Linked DNA regions of Homo sapiens: region 1 is linked to region 2. Evidence: read pairs that join two places in POLR2A ChIA-PET (ENCODE). Cell type or tissue: CD4-positive, alpha-beta T cell. All regions are shown on one strand. Links, peaks and the distances in the headings refer to the core of each region. The heading gives the core; the rest is flanking DNA. Region 1 has its middle 19 kb from the start of HNRNPLL. Region 2 overlaps GALM (galactose mutarotase).

The links. ChIA-PET counts read pairs that join two places held together with the same protein. Peaks named below come from ENCODE experiments on the same cell type or tissue, not always from the same donor. Only the 100,000 strongest peaks of a DNase experiment are listed, where the experiment ranks them.
Region 1: POLR2A ChIA-PET joins it to region 2 with 5 read pairs; 9 of 35 experiments call an interaction of 5 or more read pairs at or near these places.

What each region holds. Positions count from the first base shown.
Region 1 is chr2:38,620,572-38,623,490 of GRCh38, forward strand. No RefSeq gene overlaps it. Among named protein-coding and RNA genes, the nearest start is that of HNRNPLL, 19 kb to the left of the region's middle. In CD4-positive, alpha-beta T cell, for the core only: no CTCF peak of the experiment used is centred there; a DNase peak (open chromatin) is centred at 1,860.
Region 2 is chr2:38,681,263-38,684,181 of GRCh38, forward strand. It overlaps GALM (galactose mutarotase), which reads left to right. Exons shown (of 7, transcript NM_138801.3): 3 at 18-224. LOC124905993 (a long non-coding RNA gene) reads right to left here. Exons shown (of 3, transcript XR_007086292.1): 3 at 2,621-2,919. Among named protein-coding and RNA genes, the nearest start is that of GALM, 17 kb to the left of the region's middle. In CD4-positive, alpha-beta T cell, for the core only: a CTCF peak has its summit at 1,119; DNase peaks (open chromatin) are centred at 1,119 and 1,619; H3K4me3 peaks cover 1,718 bases; H3K27ac peaks cover 1,441 bases.

The sequences.
Region 1 (2,919 bases), core at 310-2,809, 61 kb before region 2:
GAGGTAGCAGCTGCAGGCATTGATTCAATATCTCAATCGTGGCAGAAATGGCACCTCTGTAATTTTCCACTCTTTTCTTCAGGGTCCAAGATAGCTGTTGCAGTTTCAGGAATCACATATATATTGTTCAAGGCCACAGAGGGAAAAAAGAAGGCAAAGATGGTACCAACTATATCTTTCTTTATTGTATCATCTTATTGGCCAGAACCATGTCACGTGGCCCCCGATTTGGCTGGAAAAGTTCGTATCTATACCAGGAACTGCCATTGCTGCCCTAATAAAATTAGAATTATCTCAACAAGAAAGAAGTGGGAAATGGTCACTAAACAGGTAACTAGCAGTGTCTATCACAGTCTTCAAAACAAATTGTTGTTCTCTGGAATTTATACTTTCATAAGATCATAAGTGATTTTTAGGTGGTGATATAGAAGAAAGACCTGGAAAATGTTGATGAAACTAAAGGTAGAGATTCTGGTGTTTTATCTTTCAGATGACAAACTTTAGCCTTTTTATAGCTGACATCACTTAAATGTCTTTCCTGTAACAAAGACCAGGAAGAAGCCACAGTACCACAAAAATATGAGGCTATAAAGAGATGGAATTCAACCTAGATGACCATCAGTGGTGGACTGGTTAAAGAAAATGTGGTAATATACACCCTGGAATACTATGCAGCCATAAAAAAGAATGCAATCATGTCTTTTGCAGCAACATGGATGGAGCTGGACACCATTATCCTAAGCAAATTAACTCAGGAACAGAAAACCAAATACTGCATGTTTTCACTTAGAAGTGGGAGTTAAACATTAAGTATACATGGACATAAATAAAGGAACAACAGACACTGGAGCCTCCTCGAGGGTGAAGAGTGGGAGGAGGGTGAGGATCAAAAAACTACCTGTCGAGTACTATGCTTATTACTTGGGTGAGAAAATAATCTGAACACCAAACCCCTGTGACATGCAATTTACCCATGTATAAAACCTGCACATATACCCCCTGCAGCTGGAATAAAAGTTGGGGGGGAAGAAGGGACATATTTTAAAGGGAGCGAGAACTTTAGAAATTAACAAATAAATGCTCACAAAATTGAAAAAAAAATATATATATGGCATTTCTATAACATTTTCCAGCCATATTTCCTACCTCTAATTTCAGTTTTGGGTTTCTACACACCTTCTTGTATGTGGTAAATGTTGGCTCACCAATGGCATCAAGAACAGCACCACCACAATTGCTGTAAGAATTCTCGGCAGGGCGCGGTGGCTCACGCCTGTAATCCCAGCACTTTGGGAGGCCGAGGTGGGCGGATCACGAGGTCAGGAGATCAAGACCATCCTGGCTAACACGGTGAAACCCCGTCTCTACTAAAAATACAAAAAAATTAGCTGGGCGCGGTGGCGGGCGCTTGTAGTCCCAGCTACTCGGAAGGCTGAGGCAGGAGAATGGCGTGAACCCAGGAGATGGAGCTTGCAGTGAGCCCAGATAGCGCCACTGCAGTCCGGCCTGGGCGACAGAGCGAGACTCCGTCTCAAAAAAAGAATTCTCATAGGTGAATATTTGCATTTAATATCTACGGTATGTTCCAACGTAGCTATAAGAAGTATACTATAGACTCAAATGAGAACATTACACATCATTATGCACCAACAGTTCCCATACTCATGTCCGGTATAACCTTATTCCAGTTAGAATTCCAAATGCAGAGATCTTTGTTTTGCTTCTATTAACAGTGCCTGGAATAGTGCTGGAACACAGTAGGGCTCAATGAGTATTTGTTGAATGAATGACTGAATCTCTTCAGTCATTTCCCTTTTCTCCTTACTTCCCTATTCCACCTCCCGCTTCTTTTGCAGAAGAAAACCACAACATGTCTGACATGTGAGGGCCTTGACCACAAAAGATAGAATTGTTCCCTACTTCTCATTATATGCTATAGTATTTTCACATTGTGCAGCCAGCAAAATAGTATTACCAATCACCTGCAGATCGTTGAATGTCTAGAATTTTAAAATTATACCTAAAAGATATGATGAAGAAAAATAATTTGCATAGGCTTTACCTCTGCTCCTAGTATGTGTAAAAAGCATATTGTTATGGTTGTTTGTGAATGGATTCTTCCTGATCTGTGTCACAGGCAAATGCTCCTGTGTTCTTTAGGGTATAGTTTTAAGGAGCAGGGAGTGAGGTGGTCAGGATAGGATGTGTTTGCAAGACCGAATACAACACAAGTCTGAAGCAGGACATTTTTAAGCAGCCATTTTGATGTAGCCAGGTCAAAATGGCCCTGTATAAGCGTAAAATCCCGGTTTTTTTTTTTTCAGTGCAGGTAATGGATTCAACAGACATTCTTGAATTTAGTTCACCTCCTATCAGCACTATCACTAAGGTACTACCTACAAATTTAATGAGGTTTTTTTTCTAAACTGAGAATAATGGAATCTGTTTGGCGTGTGTGTGTATTTTTCTCTCCAACCAGAGTCTAATGTATATAAGATCAAGGATAACGTAATCAGGAGGTCTACAGAAAGCAGGCTGTTCATCCTCTAGTGTAGAACAGTTTAAAAACTCCATTTAGGCCGGGCGTGGTGGCTCACGCCTATAATCCCAGCACTTTGGGAGGCCGAGGCAGGCAGATCATGAGGTCAGGAGATCAAGAACATCCTGGCTAACATGGTGAAACCCTGTCTCCACTAAAAATACAAAAAATTAGTCGGGCCTGGTGGCGGGAGCCTGTAGTCCCAGCTACTCGGGAAGCTGAGGCAGGAGAATGGGGTGAACCTGGGAGGCGGAGGTTGTGGTGAGCCGAGATCACGCTACTGCACTCTAGCCTGGGCGACAGAGCGAGACTCCATCTCAAAAAAAAAAAAAACACACACACACCATTTTAAAAAATTTCTCTGGCACAGTGGCTCACTC
Region 2 (2,919 bases), core at 146-2,645:
AAAACACTTTTTTCCAGGTGCTCTGGACCCCTCGGGTGCTGTCAAATGGCGTCCAGTTCTCGCGCATCAGTCCAGATGGTGAAGAAGGCTACCCCGGAGAGTTAAAAGTCTGGGTGACATACACCCTGGATGGCGGAGAGCTCATAGTCAACTACAGAGCACAAGCCAGTCAGGCCACACCAGTCAACCTGACCAACCATTCTTACTTCAACCTGGCAGGCCAGGTAAGTGAACTTGTTTCTTCTTTCCTGCTTCGTGCTTTGTGGAATGTCCTGGGCTGTGGCTAGAGAGATCAGAGTAGTGTGGAATTGCTGTGGCAGTGAGGTCACCCTCATGATGATGAAAAGGGCCCAGCAGAGGGCTTATAGTAGGTGCTCAATAATTGAAAATTATAGAGAAAGACAGAATGATTACATTGTACTGCCAAGAGAAGTACCTGTTTCCCGTTTGCTTCAGACAAGTAACTAGCTGTTTCAAGAACTCCCTCTCAGAATCTAATTGTAACATGTGCTTATATTTGCTTCCCTTATTCCACGTCTACTCCCTGCAAATTTGTTCCAATTAAGGTGCCTTCCACCCTTGGAGCTTTGGAAATGGGCATGGTCCAGCTCCTTTAGATATGCTGCCAATATGTGTGTGCTTCCCCTGTGAGCCTGCCAGCTCCTCCCAGGGGTTTGGGTGGGCCAGTCCTGCCCTGCGCAGTACCGTGGAAAGAGCACTGGACTTGGATTTAGAAGACCTGGTTTTTTTAGCTTAATAAAGGCATATTCTCAATTTCATAGTAATAACACTACCTACTATTTGTCAGCTGCTGTTAGAAGCCCTTTATGAAGTTGTTGGTTAAGACACTAAAATCAACCCAGCAGAGGGATAAACCCCAGTGGGGGACCACTTGAACTGCCCACATAAGAGTGGTGTAGAGCTGCTGACAACCCCCCTTAAGTGATCCCTTCTGAACTACCTCATTCCCTCCTAAAGGTAACAGTTTAGCTCATTGAGGAGGATATCATATCAGACAGAATAAAAAGCTTAGCTAAACTCTGTAGATTATATCTATTACTTCCTCTTTATCTGAAGAACTCATCATTGTCTACTATACTTGACTCACTTTGGCCTGATTTTCTACCGCAAGATGGTGTTCACAGTCAGCTAGTAATATCTCACCTTTTTATACTGTTTCAGGAGTTTGCTGATGATCTGCTGGATTCTGTTTTCTAGAATTTTCCCAAATTGCAGAGTTAATTGGTTCTTGTAAAATTTCCAAAGTTCTCCCTTTAAAAAAGTTGACCCTTCACTTGCGGGTTCCTTATCCTCAGGAACTTTCACCATCCTTCTTGAAATCTTAAAAACAAGGCCAGGTGCTGTGGCTCATGCCTGTAATCCCGGCACTTTGGGAGGCCGAGATGAGTGAATCACCTGAGGTTAGGAGTTTGAGACCAGCCTGACCAACATAGTGAAACCCCGTCTCTACTAAAAATACAACATAAGCTGGGCATGGTAGCGTGGGCCTGTAATCCCAGCTATTCGGGAGGCTGAGACAGGAGAATCACTTGAACCTGGAAGGCGGAGGTTGCAGTGAGCTGAGACTGCGCCATTGCACTCCAGCCTGAGCAACAAGAGTGAAACTCCGTCTTTAAAAAAAAAAAAAAAATCTTAAAAACGAAACAAAAGACAAAAACAAAACAAAAACCCTCAGACCTAAGAGGATCTACTTCTTAAAATAAGTTCAGAAACAAACGACAGAAATAGAAGAAAGTATTGTTTTATGTAGGTAAAAAACTCGGTGATAATTCTGTTTTTTACATTTTTTGCATACTTAGGACATCCTATTTAATAATAGGGAGGGGAGATCTAAAGGAATAGATTAGAAATAAAAAGAGAAATTATGCATGCAGTATTCCATCTGCCAGTGTGTTCCAATGAAGGAGACAATATGGGAATGTTAGGTTTACTAAGGCTTTTTACGACTCTTCCAATCCTGCAGGGACTTGGAGTGACGGGTATTTCTGAATCTCTTTTCAGAGGCTGAATAGTTTCCTAGATCATAGACCCCACCCAAAAGCGCGGTCAATGAACTTCCTTCCGTATACCACAGATTGAATATCCCTTATCCAAAATACTTGAGGCCAGAAATGTTTTGGATTTTGGAGATTTTCAGATTTTGGAATATTTGCGTTATATATACTTATTTGTTCAGCATTCCTAATCTGAAAACTCGAAATCTGGAATGCTCCAGTGACTACTTCTGAGCGTCATGTTGGCACTCAAAAAGCTCAGATTTTGGAGCATTTCAGATTTTAGATTGTCCTCTTTTTTTTTTTGAGGTGGAGTTTCACTCTTGTTGCCCAGGCTGGAATGCAGTGGCACGATCTCGGCTCACTGCAACCTCCACCTTCTGGGTTCAAGCAATTCTCCTGCCTCAGCTTCCCTAGTAGCTGGGATTACAGGCGCCCACGACCACGCCCAGCTAATTTTTGTATTTTTGGTAGAGATGGGGTTTCACCATGTTGCCCAAGCTGGTCTCGAACTCCTGACCTCGGGTGATCCACCCGCTTCAGCCTCCCAAAGTGCTAGGATTACAGGCGTGAGCCACCGCACCTGGCCCCAGATTTTAGATTTTCAGATTAGGGATTTTCAACCTCTATCTTAGTAAGCGTAGCTTGAATCCACAGCCACTAACTTCAGGTTTGAAGGTGGATGGGGGCACCAGCCTTCCAAGGCACTCCGGTAGGAGTGGATGATCACCAAGCCAGACCTGGAGTCAAGGGCCTCTGCATCTTCAGAATATCTCTTGCCATACCTTGAGAAGCATTATCATATATCTCAAACCCTCCCCAGGCACATAGCTCAAAACCTGATATTTAAATTAGTCAGCTCATCTTATATATTTTTGTTTGTTTTTTAAATTTAATAAGTGGT